Regions from separate parts of the Mus musculus genome. Here regions 1 and 2 are each linked to region 3. A link is a loop called in an ENCODE intact Hi-C map of the cell type or tissue named here. Cell type or tissue: left cerebral cortex. All regions are shown on one strand. Each heading gives the region's core, and the rest is flanking DNA. Links, peaks and the distances in the headings are about the cores only.

Region 1 (5,985 bases), core at 399-5,398, 310 kb after region 3:
TTGACCACAGCGTGAAGGTGGAATGGGGAAGTTACCTCCACCTGCTGCTTCATGCAATTTTTATAGGTAACAAGTTCTAATTCCTCCACTTTGTACCTCCAGGACCATTTTAAGGTGGTTAGATCAGTGGTTCTCAACCTGTAGGTTGCAACCTCTTTGGGGGTTGGCGTGGGGCCAGATGTCCCTTTCGTAGGGATTGCATGTTAGATATCCTGCATATCAGATATTTACATTGTGACCCATAGAAAAATTACAGAAGTAGCAATGAAATAACATTTTGGTTGGGGTCCCCACAGCAGGAGGAACTGTATTAAAGGGGGCAGCATTAGGAAGGTTGAGGACCCCTGTTCTAAGAGGTTTTGAAGTATTGGGCATGAAACAAATGTAAAAGTTGACTTGAGAGCCAGGCAGATCTCTGTGAGTTCCAGGCTAGCCAGGTTATGAGGTGAGACCCTGTTTCAAAAAGACAAAAAAACAAAACAAAAAATAAAAAACAAAGAAAAACAAAAAAAAAAATAGTTAGCCCAATTCTCCCTAGGTATACTGTGGGCAGGTGGCCATTATAGCTGTGTGTGGGAACTTACGGCCCATTTAGAACTAAGCTGTGTAATACATAATATGGCATGACATCTCTTACATACTGTGAGCTCTCCTATCCATGGTATCTCCATGCCTGGGCTGAACACATCACAGCTTGCACACTCTCTGGGTGTGTACTCGACATACACAGACTGTTTCCCTTGTGTGTGTGTGTCTCATTGATCCCGAAAGAGTTCTGTGACCATTCCTGAGGTAGTATCCCCATTCTGATCTCAGTCATGCAGATTTGATTTGGAGTTTCCAGAGGGCGTGGGGGTCACACACTCACGCGGCACCATTGCACGTCAGGAAGCTGTGTGCAGCCAGTGGGCCCACTTCGTCATATGGGTTTTGCGACAAGCACACGGCCCTCCTAGCCGACGCTGCTTCTGTCCTGTCCTCTCCAGGGTTTGATCACTGCCACCCTGAGGTGTACGAGCACTGCAAGCGCCTGCTGCTGCACTTACTGATAGTGATGGGACCCAACAGTGACATCCGGACTGTCGCCTCTGTCCTCCTCAGGGACAAGGAATTCAATGAGCCCAGGGTGTTGACAGTCAAGCAGACGGCACACTCAGATTACACGTTCACAGGTACCGACTTGGAACGCCTTCGGGTTGGAGCCCTGCGGGAGTGAGAAGTCAGCCAAGGAGAGGTTGAACTGCGTAAACATTTCAGATGCAGTTGTATCATTTCAAGTAGCGTCTGAATCATTCATAACCAACCAAAGAATGCGTTGCAACGTGTCGTCACGTCTCCTGCTTCTAAGGCTGCCTAGCAAACAGACTTTAGGGTGGGAATATATAAGTTGAAGAAGAAGCAAAAAGTGCTTAATTTGAGACTTGTATGATGACAATTATTTCATAGTGTTCTGTGTCTGTGTTAAAGTCTGTTTTCTTGATCCTCAGAGTCCACTCACACCAATTATTATTATATTGTTATTATTATTATTCCACTCTGACTACTACAACAGTTTACAAAATAATGGCTTATTTTTTAGGAATCAAAGTACCTTTGCCTTTTTATCTACTCACATGGCAGACACAGCACTGATAACATTTTTAAACTGGCTAAAAGGCAGACTAAGGACCAGGTCCTTGGGGTAAAGAAAAAGGAAAAAACAAACAAACAACAAAAAAAAACCAATGGCAGCAAATTGTCCTTGGCCTACACACTCACACACCATACTCACATTCACACACACACACTCTCACACATCTACCTACCTACATGTGCACTTCCACCACTCCCGCAGCAGACACAAAATTAAACTAAAAAAATGTAACTTAAAAAAATTTTAAAAGCAAAAATAGAACAAGCCCTCCTGGTTTTATATGAAAGCAATTTCACTCAACATCCCAGAGCGTAATGCTTTCTAAATGTCCTTTTGCCATTTTGTGAGGCTTTAAACTTTAACAGTGTTGCCGGGCATGGTGGCGCACACCTTTAATCCCAGCACTCGGGAGGCAGAGGCAGACGGATTTCTGAGTTCGAGGCCAGCCTGGTCTACAAAGTGAGTTCCAGGACAGCCAGGGCAATACAGAGAAACCCTGTCTCAAAAAACCAAAAAAAAAAAACTTTAACAGTGTTTAGCAATTGGCTTGATATAAATATTAAATAAAAACTAAAACACAGTCTTGAAAGTAAAATGGAGCCAAGACTATAGCTTTTTTTCCTATGAAGTTGAAAATTAGTTCACATTACAGAAATGTAGCTCGCTTTAATAAAGGTGAAAACACCCCAATTGCTAGGACTTTGCCGCTGTCCGTGGTCTCCGGCAGGTGGCAGCAGAGGACCGCTCAGTGAGTGCAGCTGAACTTTAATAACTAGCTGCAAACAGCAGCATCTACCCTTAAAGCCCTGCTGTAGCTGCCGCGCCGTTGAATGAATCATGGCCGCTCCTCCGCCCACGCCCTCCTGTATCCCATGCTGTCTATGAGTAGCAACGCACAGTGCCGGTTTTATGCACACTCCCATAGTCCTGTTGTGCGTGTGTTCACGGTTGGCTTTCTCTCTCAGCAGGCATTAACGATTTTACACCCGATTACCAGCCGTCCCCTATGACCGACTCAGGGCTTAGCTCCAGTTCTACCTCCTCTAGTATCAGCTTAGGAAACAACAGCGCTGCCATTTCACACCTCCACACCACCCTCCTCGGCGAGGTGGACCTCTCAGTGGAGCAGGATGGAAAAGTCAAAACCCTCATGGAGTTCATTACCTCAAGGTAACCGGGCGGCTCTCTCCATCCCAGCATCCCCAACATCCCATGGCATCCCCAGCATCCCTGGGGCCGAGCTAGCTTCGCTTCTGTCAAATGGCACAAGCCAGGTTTAGATTTTTCTGAAACCCTGTACTTTGAAACACACAAGTTTTTATTGTACTTATACATATTGTATATATATATATATATGACTTTTGAAAAAAAATACATATGGTATGTATATGACTAGATGCCAGAGATAACACTGTTATATGGAGTCATAATAGTCTAGTCAGTCAACCAGCAAATACTTTTTTAGGGCCTGCTGCATTCCATAATAGATAAATAGATGCCCTATGGTGAGAGCCAAAACTTCTTTACCACTGCCAAACTCACCGTTTTCTCAAAGTCCTGATGGGTAATGCCCAGAAAAGTGATTTCTACACAGTGCTAGAGAACCTGCAAAAATTCACACTGCAGAGCCTTGAAAACCAGGCCCATGGTTATAAATTATATTTAAAAAAAAATAAAAGTGTTGGCTGGAGAGTTGGCTCCGCAGTGGCCGAGGATACAGGGTTTGCTCACAGCCCTCTGCTAACTCCAGTCCCTGGGGATCTGACTTCCTCTTCCAACCTCAAAGGGCCACAGGGATGGCATGTCTTGCATATATACACATGCCTGTGCAACACACATAAAACAATAAATAACCATTTTATATGGGTTTTGCCTGTGCGTATGTCCCTCTGATATCTACCCAGAAATTGGGAGGTTAGTTTTTGTGGGAGATCAAGTCACGAAATTATGAAATGTAATTAGGGACTAGGAAAAATGACACTGAAGGAAACTACACAGGAATCCTAAATTTTAAATTTCCCTTTTCTATAAGCAGTCCTCTCATCGGGCTAGTCTGTCACCTTCTTTGGCCATCTCTGAGCTCCAGTCCTGTCTCCCAACATTTGCTGTGGGCCCATCCTTGTCCATGTGCTTAAATAATAGGAGTAGGTTGTAGCCCGTGATCTGATGAGTTCAGCCATCTCCCACGTGTCAAGGCGAAGTAGGGGCAGCTAAGGGCAAGAGCTTATGCCAACTCTAGACAAATGAATGTCGCTGTCCCCTGTTTTCAGAAAACGAGGGCCCCTTTGGAACCATGAGGACGTTTCTTCCAAGAACCCTAGCATCAAGAGTGCTGATCAGCTCGCCACGTTCCTGAAGCACGTGGTTTCCGTCTTCAAGCAGTCAAATGCAGGTACCGTCTTTGATGAATACACCACGCCACATTTGATCTCCATACAATGTCTGTATGGCTGTGAGGCCCAGCTAGAAGATTGGAAACTAATATTCTCCTATGTACACATTTTAAGAAAGATTTTCTTGTTTAGTATGTGAATGGTAACAGATGTATTGGTAAAGAAAAACTAGTAGTTAAAAATAAGATTTCTACCCATGGCATAGTCACATGGCTGACTGTAAAATTGTATAATACAATTTAGAGTTATGAAAAATGACATTAAAGCAGTGGTTTTCAGACTTTCTGATACTGCAACCCTTTAATTCAGTTCCTCATGTTTAGTGACCTCAACCATAAAATTATTTCTATTGCTACTTCATAACTGTTGCTTTGCTACTATTGTGACTCATAAATACCTGGTATGCAAGATATCTAATATGTGACCCCCAAAGTGGTCATAACTCACAGATTGAGAATCGCTGCCTCAAAGGGAAATATACAGCAATTATACATTTTAAAATCCTTTGTATGTAAGTCAAGTTTTCTGCAATTTAAAATTTACCACATTCTGACAGTCTTGGGAAAAGCAGCATTCTATGCAGACATGGCACTTGCCTGCTAGGAATAGGTTCTGCTCCTCCTTACCTTTGGCAGTGCCTAGAGTCATTTTTGTCCTCATTGTATAGTTGGCAAAGTAACTAGGGTGTTACTAAATACTATTCACTACCTAGGAAGGACATCCCTCTTTACAGTAAACTACCTGTTCCCAACTGTCAGCATGTCCGAGGGTGAGACCTAAGACATCCTGGTCCCCAGGATCCCTTCCCTGGAGATCAGAACAAAGATCTCTCCCCAGTGCAAACACAGTGCAATCACTGTACATAATTAAACTGTGCTCTGCAGGGCACTGGTGGTAACATGATTAGCGTCTGGCTACAAGTCTCCGAGTTGTACACAGGCACCCATGGTCTCCCGTGTCTTCTCAGAAGGAATACACTTGGAGCGTCATCTCAGCGAGGTGGCCCTGCAGACGGCCCTTTCGTGTTCTTCCCGACACTATGCTGGGCGATCCTTCCAGATTTTCAGGGCACTGAAGCAGCCCCTGTCTGCAGACACACTCTCCGATGTCCTCTCCCGGCTGGTGGAGACTGTAGGGGACCCCGGAGAGGATGCACAGGTAAGGTGCTTTACTCCCTCCTTTTGGGCAGTTATCAGCTGCTCCTAGGAGTGAAGGATTCACCCTCTGCAGCCAGATCCACACAACAGCTAGTTAATTACTGATGTCAGTCAGCAGCAGGCCTAGCAGTAGGAAGCAGAGTGAAGCCTCCTGCGGACTCTTTAAGAACCTATTTAGATCCTAATTTACGCCTATTAGAAAAAGCTTTTTCAACACATACATCTGCACCCTACCTAGATCTCACTCCATTGTCACAGAGGTAGGAGTGTTAGAATGTTACATTTCAATGGGAAGAGAGACAGAGTTTCATTTTTAAAGATAAGTAAGGTATGACACTGGAGAACTCTTTTGTTTGTTCAGCTGGCCCAGTGGGTTGTTTGATTTTTGACATTGGATCTTCAGTGACAAACCAGACAAGGTCTTGGCTTTCTGGAAATTGTAGAAAGAAGGGTTTAATCTACCAGCAACAGCCCACACAGTCTTACTTAATAGTAAATGCCATGAAGTACCAAGGTATTGATTTTAAGAGCCATGGAGAAGGGAGATCCAACCCACACACAATTACCTAAGTGATGATCTCTAAGGAGAGGCTGAAGGGAGCCAGGTCCTGTGAATATCTAGGTTGAGAACATCTCAGAGAGAAAACCAGGAGTCAGAAGCACAAAGGCCCTGTGGCACGAACAATAAGTCTTTGAAAAACTAGCAAACACTGAGAGGCAGGGGCCAGACATAACCAGTTCAGAAGGCAGAAGCCCGTATAGACTCGACATCTCACTTAGTGGAAGCCTCTCCAAGGTTTTG
Region 2 (5,985 bases), core at 399-5,398, 56 kb after region 3:
ATCAAGATAATGAAAGAAGTGAAGTAGCTGAGTTAAATGATGGAAGCCTTTAGTCCCAGCACTGGAGAAGTAGGAGGATCACTGTGAGTTCAAGGCCAGCCTGGTCTACACAGTGAGTTCCAGGAGAGCCAGGGCTACATAGTGAAGCCTTGTCTTGAAAACAAACAAACAAAAAGAAGTGAAGTGAGACTTTACTCACTATAATATGAAGCACATAAATAATTTTATTTCTTAAGGAAAAACTCTTTAACCCTCAAGCTTTGATTTATTACTATTCAACTTCAATAATTATCTATTATTTAACTTAATCACTACTAATCATGCTACTTAATGTGCATTTAATGAATACCTACCACATTCTAGGCCTTGTATAAACCTCTGAGGAATGCATTGCACAATTGCTCAACATTTAAACAGTCTTCCTTACTACAGAGCTTTTCAGAGCCTTTAATCTGTCTCTCTGCCTCTGACTCTCTCTCTCTCTCTCTCACACACACACCCACACACCCACATACACACACACATACATACACACACATTCACACACATACACACACACATACACTCACATAAACACACATACAAACACGCATACACACACAAACACACACACATACACACACATACAAACACACATACACACACACATACACACACATACAAACACACATACACACACAAACACACACACATACACACACATACAAACACACACACACACACACACACTACATGTCCTGATAAAAACAGTCTCTACAGGGACATACATAGTTGGACTGAAGTGTACAGCAAGTCCCCTGCTCCTGTGGACTTGAAATTGAAAGTCAGTACTACCACAATTTTCTTATACTCTCGTCTCTAGGTTCCTCATCTGTCTAAAATGACTAGAATAACTTCCCTGGGGTGTTGTGAGAAAGGAAAATAATTATTGATGACATTCAAACAAATATTACTTCTATTGTCCTGCCACAGAACTAGTTGGAAACACAGTCCTCTGAAGACCTCTCACTTGTCACAGTGGGCTGCATCTTTTATTTTAGAGACCACCTCGTGTAGCCCAGGCTGGCCCCAAACTTGCTCTGTAGCTCAAGGATGACCTTGATCTTCATTTCTGCCTCCCTGTCTCTCCTGAGTGCTCCCGTGACAGGTATACACCACCTCAGGCTGTTGTATGTGGTGCTGGGGGTTGAAAATAGGACCTTGTATACTCCAGAAAGCACCCACTGAGCCAGTCACGCTATGTTCTACTTGAAGGGCAGCAGCAGAAACAACGTGGGACTAGATGTCAAGGTCAAGTTGTCTTCCTGGTTGCCTGACTTTAGAATGCTACCGTCCCTGGTCTGGTAGACGTGGGTGGTCTCTAACCATCACCTCTACCCTGAGTTACACACAGTCCAGAGATTCTCTGAGAAGACACCGGCAGTCCTAGGAAGATGAGACTTCAACATCTGATTTGTTTGCAACCCCTGACCTTTCCCTTTATGGGTTGCAAGGCCAGCGGGGAAGCATTAGTGTTTACTGACAACTCCAGAGTGGCTCCATCCTGGCAAAGCTGTGTTTTGGAGTCACCTTACGGTGCACTTGGCCCAGGATTCTGATGTGTGTAGGGAAAATAAAGAAAGGCAGTGTCAGCAAAGGAGGCATTGTGATGACTCTTGGTTTTGGAACAATGATGAAACCTACATTTTTCCAGAAGCCATACTTTCTGTTTCAGCTTTGCATTCTATAGCTGTTTCACCCGCCCGCTTCTGGCATGAAAAGCCCCACCGGGGCTGGCACTGGTGTAAGGTAACCCAAGGCTTAGCCCTGTGTGAAAGGCCACTACCCTCTCACCTCAGAGGCAGTAATACACGGCCATTTGCTTTTCTAACAAAGTCAAGGTATAACAAGCTCCAATCAATGTTGCAGTCCAAGAGGCGGTGTGTACTTATTGCTACTTTTTAGGCAAAAGTCTCATCGAAAAACCCCCATAGGCCTCTTCCCAGCCTAGGTCCTGAGCTTTGAGACTACAGAAGTGAGCCACTCACCTGGAATACTTTGTGATTTATTTATTTTTTTGTTGTGGTAGGAATCACTCCAGTGATTCAAGGTCAAAGAGTCACTGTGTTTAGCTTTTGTGTGACTCCAAGCACAAATACAACCATCTGTTTCAACATAAACATTGAATGGTATTTGGATAATAGTAAACTAAGAAACTATTATCCCACTTTAAAAAAAAAAAGGTGAGCTAGTGAACTATAAAATCAGACATTTCTCTGCATTGCTTACTGTGGTAAGATGAGCACTTAGGAAGATAGGAGATGGAAGACACACAGACAGACACAGGCAGACAGACAGACAGGCAGACAGACACAAGAGTTCCAATTGTCAAAGTGTGAGTCACCATCTGTTTCTGCTTCTCTTCTAGGCACTGCCTGCTTACCTGTGAGGACTGTAAAACCAGGCGTGGATTAAGCGAGAAGGCAGGGTCACAACCATCTGCTTCCTAAACTGAGTCTGTGGTTTCCAACCGTTTTTAAACCTCTGACTTTGTACACATTTAAAATTTCAAGTGTACCTTAAAATAATATACTTCTATTGAAACAGAAACCTGTAATTCTCTCACCCCTTTGAAATGCTTGCTGTAGAAGACTCTCGATTGACATGAGCGTGGCATATTCTTGGCTTCCTTGGGAGCTATCACACACTACACAGGAAAGAAGTTACACCCTGCCTTGCTTAGAGCTTCCCGGGAGATCTTTGAATAATAGCTTCTGGGTCTTCTCGCCCACCCCCACCTCCCCCAGTTCGCTCACTCTCATTTAATTTTAATTTTCAGCATTTTAAGTTTTCTGGTAGAGAACAGGAATGAGTGATGTGGAAGTTGGTTGGGAAGTCAAGACCCATAGAAAACTCATTGTCTATGGAACTAGAAATTCAGGAAAGGTTGTGTTTTAGTATTGGACGTCCATTCTGAGGTCTAGAGATGAGTGAGATCTGTAACTGGAAAGCATTTCCTGTGAAAGTGTCACCGTGAAACTGTCACCGTTCAAACCTAGGTGACCCACAGTGTGGTCAATGTGACTTGGTGGCTCATCACAATGGTGGAGCTATAAAAGTGACCATCATCTATCCATAGGTGACCTGCTTGGCCCATGGATCCATTCTCATGGTCAGCACTCAACAGTGGGTTCTTTTACCCATTATTAGTGGCCTCAAATAAAAAAAAGACAACTTCTTAACTTGGTCCCCCAGACAACAGCTTCCTGGAAGGAACACTGTAGGACTGAATTAATTAAAAAAATGAGAAACCCTGGGGCTGGAGAGATGGCTCAGCACTGACTGCTCTTCCAGAGGTTCTGAGTTCAATTCCCAACAACCACATGGTGGCTCACAACCATCTGTAATGAGATCTGATGCCCTCTTCTGGTGTGTCTGAAGAGAGCAACAGTGTACTCACATAAAATAAATAAATCTAATAAAATAAAATAAAAAAGAGAAACTCTGGGAACCTCTGGGATCCGAGGCAGCCAATACAGTGGTGTAAGTTGGATTCCTCCTCCAGCTAAGTCTAGTCATGGGAAGTTTGGTCCTCCCTTTTGAGAACCCTTTGCTTAATTTAAGTTAGCTGAGCACTGTGTGAAAGCTGTCCTTGCATCTTTGCAGCCTCTCAGGAAAATGCTTTGTCTACACATCACCATTTAAATATGGGGTATGTGGGGTGTGTGTATGTGGGGGGAGTGTCTGTGTGTGTGTGTGTGTGTGTGTGTGAGTGCGTGTGAGCACGTGTGTGCATGTGAGCACGTGTGTGAGCGTGTGTGTGCGCGCGCGTGTGTGTGCGTGTGAGCGCGTGTGCACGTGCTTTTACTCAGCACATCTGCAAGCCTAAAGCATGGAGGTAAAAAGGGAAATTTCACTAGAGGTGAAATTTCATTTGATGTGAGATATTTCATTTTGAACATCAAAAATATTTTTGTGTGAACACTGAACGAATTTGCCTGCGTTGATTTTTATATGACATGCCCTGTTTGACAGTCAATAAAATTCTATTTCTGAAAAATCACAAGGCAGAGCCAATACGCTGGCTTTTTCTTCTTTTGTTGTGTTGCAAGTGGAATTCAGGACTTTGTAAGTGCTAGACAAGTGTAGGAGGCACAACGGTCCCCGTGCTCCCAGGTAAGCACATGGAATGTTAATCATACATGGTTGTTCCATCAAAGGGAGGGAAACATACCATTATTTACCCAGAAGGCTGGGGACTGACACAGTTAATAATAGTCTAGTGACCTTTGCACTATGAGGCTAAGACCACACCAGATCCTCCCCCAGGTCCTTATCAAGGGGTTATTTTTTTTTTTTTTTTGCAGCCTATATATAGAACCCATCTATATGTAAGGTGTCACATGTAGTTAATCTATAGAATCCATGTTTATGCACGTGTAGTTTACAAAGAATTTCAATATAGTCACTTCTGATCTTTCTTTGGCTTCCTTTGTTCCTCAAGGAGATTTGTGTACACTTTATAGTGCACAAGTGATTGAGTTATCGCCAGGAACATTTTCATCAAATTGCGCTGTACTTAAATATATCTAAGACAAACTATGAAAGGCCAGACTCCCAAAGTTTGAACCAACACTGAACTTAGTTGTGTTGAACCAAACTACCTTCTCTTCCGTGGATGTTACTCTGCTGGCTGTGGTGGTGGCAGAGACATCTTCCTCACACACACTGCAGACAAGTGCTCTACAATAAACTACATCCCAGACCCTATTCTGGCTTCTCGAATACAGTTTAACTTTTGACTCTGACGAATAGAAGTTAGTGATTAAGATTACGCAGCTCTTGACATCAATTTAGCATTCAACACAGTCCCTTCCTCCATGACAGAAAGGTCCCTCTCAGGAAACAGTCAGTCAGTTACCAATCAGTCTCTGGCTACCAGGAAAAGAAGTGTCACCACCATCAAATAGAAACTCTTAAAAATTGTTGTCATCTTTATATTTCTCATTTAAACTGAGTTTATTGTTTGGGCTGTCTACTTTTTCCTTAGTGGATAATTTGTTCTTTGAGATGCTTAACAATGGTGATCTGTCTTGTAGAGGAATTTTAATGCAGCAATTGGCTGCTCCGGGAAGGGATCGCCTCCAAAGATGATCTAGGTCTATGTGATCTGGCTGGAATAACACACCTTCAATCCTTCTGGCTAGAATATAGACACATCCTTAGTACATACTCTATAACAATGACAGTAAAGTTAGTTGGTAGAAAGAAGTACCCATTTTGAAAGTGACTTCTACGGCTGGAGAGATGGCTCAGTGGTTAAGAGCACTGACTGCTCTTCCAGAGGTCCTGAGTTCAATTCCCAGCAACCACATGATGGTTCACAACCATCTGTAATGGAACCTATGCCCTCTTCTGGCGTGTCTGAAGATAGCTACAGTTCACTCACATACATAAAATAAATAAATCTTTTTTTTAAAAAGTGACATCTAATTGAGGGGCAGATGAAGTAACAAATCAGAGAAAGATTCTACAGAACGAGTTAAAGATATGCCCAATTCTCATGAGGGTAGGAAAAAGAGGTGACTTAGAGAGAGAGAAGTTGAATGCAGTGCAGTGGAGTTGAGTTTGTGCAATTCAGTGCAGGTTAGCAAAGGCAGTTGAAGCCACAAAGAGCCAGAAGATTAGAATATATTGCCAGAGTTAGTTTAAGAACAAGCAGAGCAGCCAGGCGGTGGTGGCACCCACCTTTACTCCCAGCACTTGGGAGGCAGAAGCAGGCAGATTTCTGAGTTCGAAGCCAGCCTGGTCTACAGAGTAAGTTCCAAGACAGCCAGGACTATACAGAGAAACCGTGATTCGAAAAACCAAAACCAAACAAACAAACAAGCAGAGCAGTGGAGCTACACAGAGAAACCCTGTCTCACAAACAAACAAACAAACAAACAACAACAAAGAACAAGCCAAGCAATTCCATGAGAAGCCCGTTTGAATCAGCTTGGAGAA
Region 3 (5,985 bases), core at 651-5,650:
GTTCTAGAACTCACTATGTAGACCAGGCTGGTCTTGAACTCACAAAGATCTTCCTGCCCCTGCCTCCCAAGTGCTAAGATTAAAGGTATGCACTACTATGCCCAGTGAAATTTCATTTTTAATACTTCCTTGCACCAAATGTTTCATTTTTGGCTTTGGATGTGTTTTGGGAAAGATGCAAACCATACGTGTAACTATTTCGTACAGTTAAGTTGCTGTGTTCATGAAATAGCATACCAATCCTGTCTCATGTTGTAACCAGCAACCTATTACCAGTGTGCATGCTTTGGAGTTGTGTGACATTAGAAGGGACTCTAAGATGAATACTCTTCCCTGTTATACAGCTTCCCTTCTTATAGAGAGGTCATGATGCTTGCATCTAAGGAGAGCTTCGAAACTTCAAGGCAAACACTCATTCGCCGGCTCTGACACATAACCAAACTAAAAGCCAAAACCACGACAAGCGTGACTGTGTAATGGCAATGTGAAGGTAGCACCCCAGGTTCTGTATCCCTAGGACACAGAAAGGGCACAGGACCAATAATGAGAGCCAGTGTGTCCCCGGGGCTGGCTCTGTGCGGCCTGGGTCCCGCATTCCAGTTATGATGTCAAGTGATGCTATTTCCTGTGTGCAGATAAAGAAACTGGGTCACAGCTATTATGCAACTTACTGGTATTGTGCAGATCCTAAATGTCCCTCAAAGGTCAGCATGGTAAAAAGCCACTCATGGCACTGCTGGGAGGTGGGAAACTGGAGTCTGATGAGAGGAAATTAGGTTGCTGGTGTGTGCTGTTTAAGGGCGTGGGGAGGGTGTCTCTCTCTCTCTCTCTCTCTCTCTCTCTCTCTCTCTCTCTCTCTCTCTCCCTCCCTCCCTCCCTCCCTCCCCTTCTCCCTCTCCCTCTTCCTTTCCCTCCCTCCCTCTTCCCCAGCCTTCTTTCTCTGCCCTAACAATGAGGTGAGCAGTTTCGCTCTGCCATCTCCCTTCCCTCTGCTCCCATCTCTTCTGCCAGAGCACACCGCCTCATCAGAAGCTCAGAATCAACAGGCTTGGGCTGGTGAGCTGGTGACATCGATCAGTAAGGTGATCGCATGGAAATGTGAGGACCAGAGTTCACATTCAACAAGAAAGGGAGGCAGAGTACTGACTGCTTATAATCCTGGTACTGGGAAGCCGGAATGAGAAGATCCTGAGGCTTCGGAGTCACTGAAAAGCCTTGTTTCCGAAAATAAGGTGGAAAGGAAGGTACAGACACCCAAACCCACAGTCAGACAGACAGACAGACATGTGAGTACCCACACTCGCACGCACACACCAGACTAGACAAACCAATCATGGACTGAAACAAGCAAACAAGCAAAATAAACAAAATTAGACCTTTCCTCTATGCATGCTGTTTATTTTAGATGTCTGTCACAGGGCTGGAAACCTGAAGTCACGGTGTCAGTGACGTAGCCAAGCTCAGCATCATGTCTGTCACATAGCTGCCAAGCTATTCTGCCTTCTGCTACAAGCCCAGTCTGCTTTGCTCCTGTCAAGAGAGGGCATCACTCTAGAATAATCAGTAGGCTGTCACAAGAACACAAGCTTTGCGACAGTCTAGTCTTTAAGCAGTGGGAGAAGATGGGACTGTTTCCCCTGGCCCCACCCATTGGGAATGCTACACTGCCCCAGAGGAAAGAGAAAGAACTCTCTTCTCCCCGTTCTAGCAATGGATCGGGACAGCAGCCGGTGTTGGACCACTGAGGGTTCTTGGCACTTGTTCCTTGTGTTAGCCTCTGCTTGTCTAGCTCTCTGAGAACAGAGAGTACCTTCATTCCCGCCCACCAATCACCCATCCTCAGATCTTGCTGCGGCTTCCGCCCTGCAGGAAGCCTGTCTCAGGGAGGCTCCCAGGAGTAACCCATTAGCCACCTCCTCCTCTTTAGGCCTCATCCCTCTTACCTGGGTTTTATAGCGCTTCTCCTTCCCAACTATGCTTCCCTCTGTCTTCATCCTTCCTCGGCAGACTCCCCTTCCCCTTGTCTCTCTCCTCTTCTGGCTCACTCCTCTCTCTTTCTCATCGTTCTAGCCTCAGCTGTCCCCAGAGCCTGGAAAGTCTAGCACAGCGTTGTTCTAGTCTCTTCTTTACTTGGCTCATCTTTCCTGCACGTCGTCATGTACCTTGCTCTCTTGGATGTCCTCACCCACTAAGTCCAAAATCTCTTCTACTCACTCACTGCGTTCCCTTTGTGATTTGCCCGTCTTGGTGATGGCAATGCCATGCCCCAAAGCTGCATCATCTATACCCAGCAACTGTGAGATCAGCAAGGGGTGGAGACATTTCTTCCACCTTCCCCAATCTTACCCTGTTGGCTTGCATCCACCGCCAGTCTCCTACGTCAGCCTCACGGTCCTCTATATTAGCACACAGCAATACCTTTTATGGTCTTCCAGCCTTTTCTCCCCACTACCCCACCTACCCCCAACTTCCTCCCCATCACACTTTTCTTCCTAAAACCAGGACAGAGATGTCAGTCCCTGACTCTAAGATAGTAGGTGGATTCTCTGGGTGTGTACCATGTTCTGGCAATGATATAGTTTAAGAACTCCTAAGCCCTTATTGCTCCTAAATTCATCTCTGCCTATACATGCCCACTCTGTTCCTTTGCTCAGACTGAAAATTTTGGCCACACGGGGGCACTCTTATCCACAGCTAGACAGTGGAGAGACTGTGAGCCTCTTAGTGACTGGGCCTGTGGATCTGTAGCTTACTCTGCCCAAAACTATTTAATCTCCCTGTGCCTTGCTTCTTTGACCTGTGAAATAGCTACAACATCCTTTCCTGAAGGATGACAAGTGATCGAACGAATATTTATGGAGCATCTCTGCCAATGCAGGGAGCACTGCTCCCAATAAATATCAGTTCCTTCTGTGCGCTTACTTCCCCTTACTTTTTAAATGTGGCCCCTCGACTTCAGCAAAGCAACACTCTGGGTACTCAGCACTCAGTACTTGGCACTCAGTACTCAGAACCAGAACCATCATTTCTTACCTTTGTTCTGAATTTGTTTTCTCTTGTGGAGTGGAACATTGTCAAAGTAGACAAAGTAGTTAGGAGGCTGAAGCAGTGGATCGGGAGCTTCATGCTAGCCTGGGCTACACAGAGAGATTCTGTCAAAGGAAGAGAGAGCCGGATGGTGGTGTCTTCTGTATCTTTGCATCTTAGGCATCTCATTCTGTGCATAGATCCACTGAAGAGAAAACAACAACTGTGTTTACCTACTGATGCCGAGGCTCTCGGACTCTTAGTGTAGTCCCTGGAAATTAAGTGTCAATATGCATTGTGTTGAAGTATCCTGGGCATTTTCATATTGAACTGAATAATTGCTTACCCTGATACAATAAAACCTTTTAAGCCCATTCTCTTGTAGAGAAGGCAGCTTTGAAGCCCAGTCTTACATTTTGTAACATTTGTAAGGAGACCAGTTGGTGAAGTAGCTCACTAGGAAGTGGCCATTGTCTTGGCTTGTTCATTATTTTAACGAAGTTTTAAACTAAGGTGGTTAGCCTTGCTCGTTTCTCTTGAAGCATTCATTCCTGTTACTTTTTTCCTCTTTGTCTCCCCTTACTACAATGCAAATGTCCAAAAGTCTGACATCATGTCTGACTTACTGCTGTGTTACCAAAGCCTAAAGCAACATTTAATACTTGTTGACTAGGGGTTGGAGAGATGGCTCAGTGGTTAAAAGCAGTGACTACTCTTCAAGATGACCTGAGTTTAACTTCCAGCACCCACATAGTGCCTTACAACTATCTTTAATTCCAGTTCCAGGGAAATGGATGCCCTCTTCTGGTCTCTGAGGGCACCAGGCACTCACTCAGGGCACACATATACATGTAGACAAAACACCAAAACACATGAAATAAAATAATAACAAGTACATGTTGACTAAATGATGAATTTATGTATGCTGTCTTCTAATATTTAGTAGACTATGAGTCACAAAAAGTGTTGTGCTTCCCAGAATGTTTAAGAAACTAATGGAAATACTAGATGTTATAATATTTACTCATAGCTCCATTTGTATGACCCACCAGTGACCTGAGTTCTCATGTCACATGTCTGCTTGAGCTTCTGAGCCTTTGTCTACAGTTCTGCAGCCTTCCTGGACCCAGAGTCCACCTTCTCCTTCATTGCTTGAAGACATCGCCTCTTCCTACTGGGGAAAGCAGAGAACCTGACACAGCCCTTCTCAATGCCCCTTTCCTGTTTGGGTGTTCGCCATACTCAAAATTGCTGCCCCATTTCTCACACAGTTGGATGTCTGCACACTCTCCTTTCTAGAATTCTCTTCCAGCCTGTGCCTGAGTTGTAGCACAGATAACATTTCTCATGAAGCCTTCTTGACTCTATCCCTCATACAGCTTTCCTTGACCTCTTAGGTACAGTTTTTTTTTAAGGTGGTCCTAAAGGACAACAAGGCAGACCCTGTGCAAAGCATGAAGGGGGGGGGGGTTAATTGTGGGTTTGCTATCTTGAAGGAATGTCAGTCTGTGCTCAATTGTAAAGAAGTACTACTTGAGAGTGGTACCATTCTGTCTTAGACCATAAATGGCTGAAGAGCCACCTTTGTATCCCATGGGCCATCTTGAAGTTCTGTGGCCAAGAAAATTATGTTTTGGGGTTATTTAAGAATATTCTGGTTTTCTGTACTTGCTTGTATACACATACACACACACACACACACACACACACACACACACACACACATACACACTTACCTGACCTTCACATAGCATCTCCCCAAGGAAGCCTTCCACCTTCGTTCCCAGAATAAGGTCAGTTTCCCTGTGGCCAGTCAGCAGATGCAGACAAGAAAGCTCTGTGCTAAAAAAAGATTATTTTTTAAAGTTAGCCCAGAAGTGGGGGGAAGAAAGAGGTGAAGGCTGAGAGAGTTATGATGTATACTGAAACCTGGAGAGGGGAGAGCAGGATGGTGGGCATTTGCCACAAGGCCAGGGAGGGCGCTTCCAAAAGAATCGGTCAGCACGGCACCTGCCAGCCTCACCACAGAACAATCTAGGATTTTAGTGAAGGGAATGAGCTCGCAGGTCTCATGGATCTCGGTGTGGGGACCCCTAGAAACCTCTCACTACATGAAAGAAGCCAGCCACAGTTACCTCCATCTTGAAATTCTATTTCCAGTCAGCAAAATAGGCAGAGAGAAAAAAAAGTAGACTTGGATTGTGCTAGGGAATGGGCAGTAGCTTACCACATGTCTACACGCACACACACGTGCACACACACACACACACACACACACACACACACACACACACAGGTACATGAACACAGAGAGATCAAGGCTAACCTGGGCTGCTTAGTGAATCTGAGGTCAGTCTGGGTTATACAGAGAGAATTTGTCTCCCCCCCCAAAAAAAATTAATAAATAAGCAGAGATGTATACTTTAAGGTGCATTTTAGACTGTGTAAATTGCATCTCAATAGAGCTGTGTTCCTTTTGTGTTACTGTTCTGAGTTGGCACAAAGTGACAGGATCTTTATAAAGCTAGGAATTTGTAAAAGCACGGCTTATTTTCTCAAGGAATGCACAACTGATGAGATAAAGAGTAATCTATATGAAATGCTAAAGAATATGCAAGTTACCCCATGTGCAAGATGATAATTTACACCAAGAGAATGTCTCCATCCATGAGGAAACCACTCCTAACATTTTTAATATCATATAAAAACACTAGATGCAGTTTAAAAGTCCAAAATAGAAAGTGATTAAAGTGTGACAATCCATCTGTGTGGAAAGACACGTTGGTGAGAATTTGGAATAACATGGCGGAAATCATAGTGAAATTTTTGTATATGGTCCAAGAAGGCAGAAGAACGGGGCTACCAATATCATCAGGCATATCCATGTGCAAGCTCAGAATGCTCAGACTATTCATAGAGTTAGGGGGCACTCCAGGCTGAGCAGGAATTTAAGAAGTA

What was found. A loop is a pair of places that touch in the nucleus more often than their neighbours do. Peaks named below come from ENCODE experiments on the same cell type or tissue, not always from the same donor. Only the 100,000 strongest peaks of a DNase experiment are listed, where the experiment ranks them.
Region 1: a loop joins it to region 3, with 4 times the contacts of the local background. A loop is called at or near these places in 5 of 42 quality-filtered maps.
Region 2: a loop joins it to region 3, with 4 times the contacts of the local background. A loop is called at or near these places in 25 of 42 quality-filtered maps.

Annotation. Positions count from the first base shown.
Region 1 is chr5:73,067,923-73,073,907 of GRCm38, reverse strand. Fryl (FRY like transcription coactivator) reads left to right here. Exons shown (of 63, transcript NM_028194.2): 40 at 1-66; 41 at 987-1,172; 42 at 2,599-2,803; 43 at 3,904-4,025; 44 at 4,994-5,184. Among named protein-coding and RNA genes, the nearest start is that of Slc10a4, 64 kb to the right of the region's middle. In left cerebral cortex, for the core only: a CTCF peak has its summit at 2,355 (motif pointing right); a DNase peak (open chromatin) is centred at 2,408.
Region 2 is chr5:73,320,270-73,326,254 of GRCm38, reverse strand. It overlaps Ociad2 (OCIA domain containing 2), which reads left to right. Exons shown (of 7, transcript NM_026950.4): 7 at 2,408-4,057. The coding sequence ends at 2,489. Among named protein-coding and RNA genes, the nearest start is that of Ociad2, 16 kb to the left of the region's middle. In left cerebral cortex, for the core only: a CTCF peak has its summit at 3,396 (motif pointing left); no DNase peak of the experiment used is centred there.
Region 3 is chr5:73,376,811-73,382,795 of GRCm38, reverse strand. Gm34583 (a long non-coding RNA gene) reads right to left here. Exons shown (of 8, transcript XR_377017.2): 4 at 4,764-4,869; 5 at 4,077-4,201; 6 at 3,034-3,232; 7 at 1,377-1,530. Among named protein-coding and RNA genes, the nearest start is that of Gm34583, 8.9 kb to the right of the region's middle. In left cerebral cortex, for the core only: a CTCF peak has its summit at 2,670 (motif pointing right); DNase peaks (open chromatin) are centred at 1,488, 1,741, 2,347 and 2,675; H3K4me3 peaks cover 792 bases; H3K27ac peaks cover 881 bases.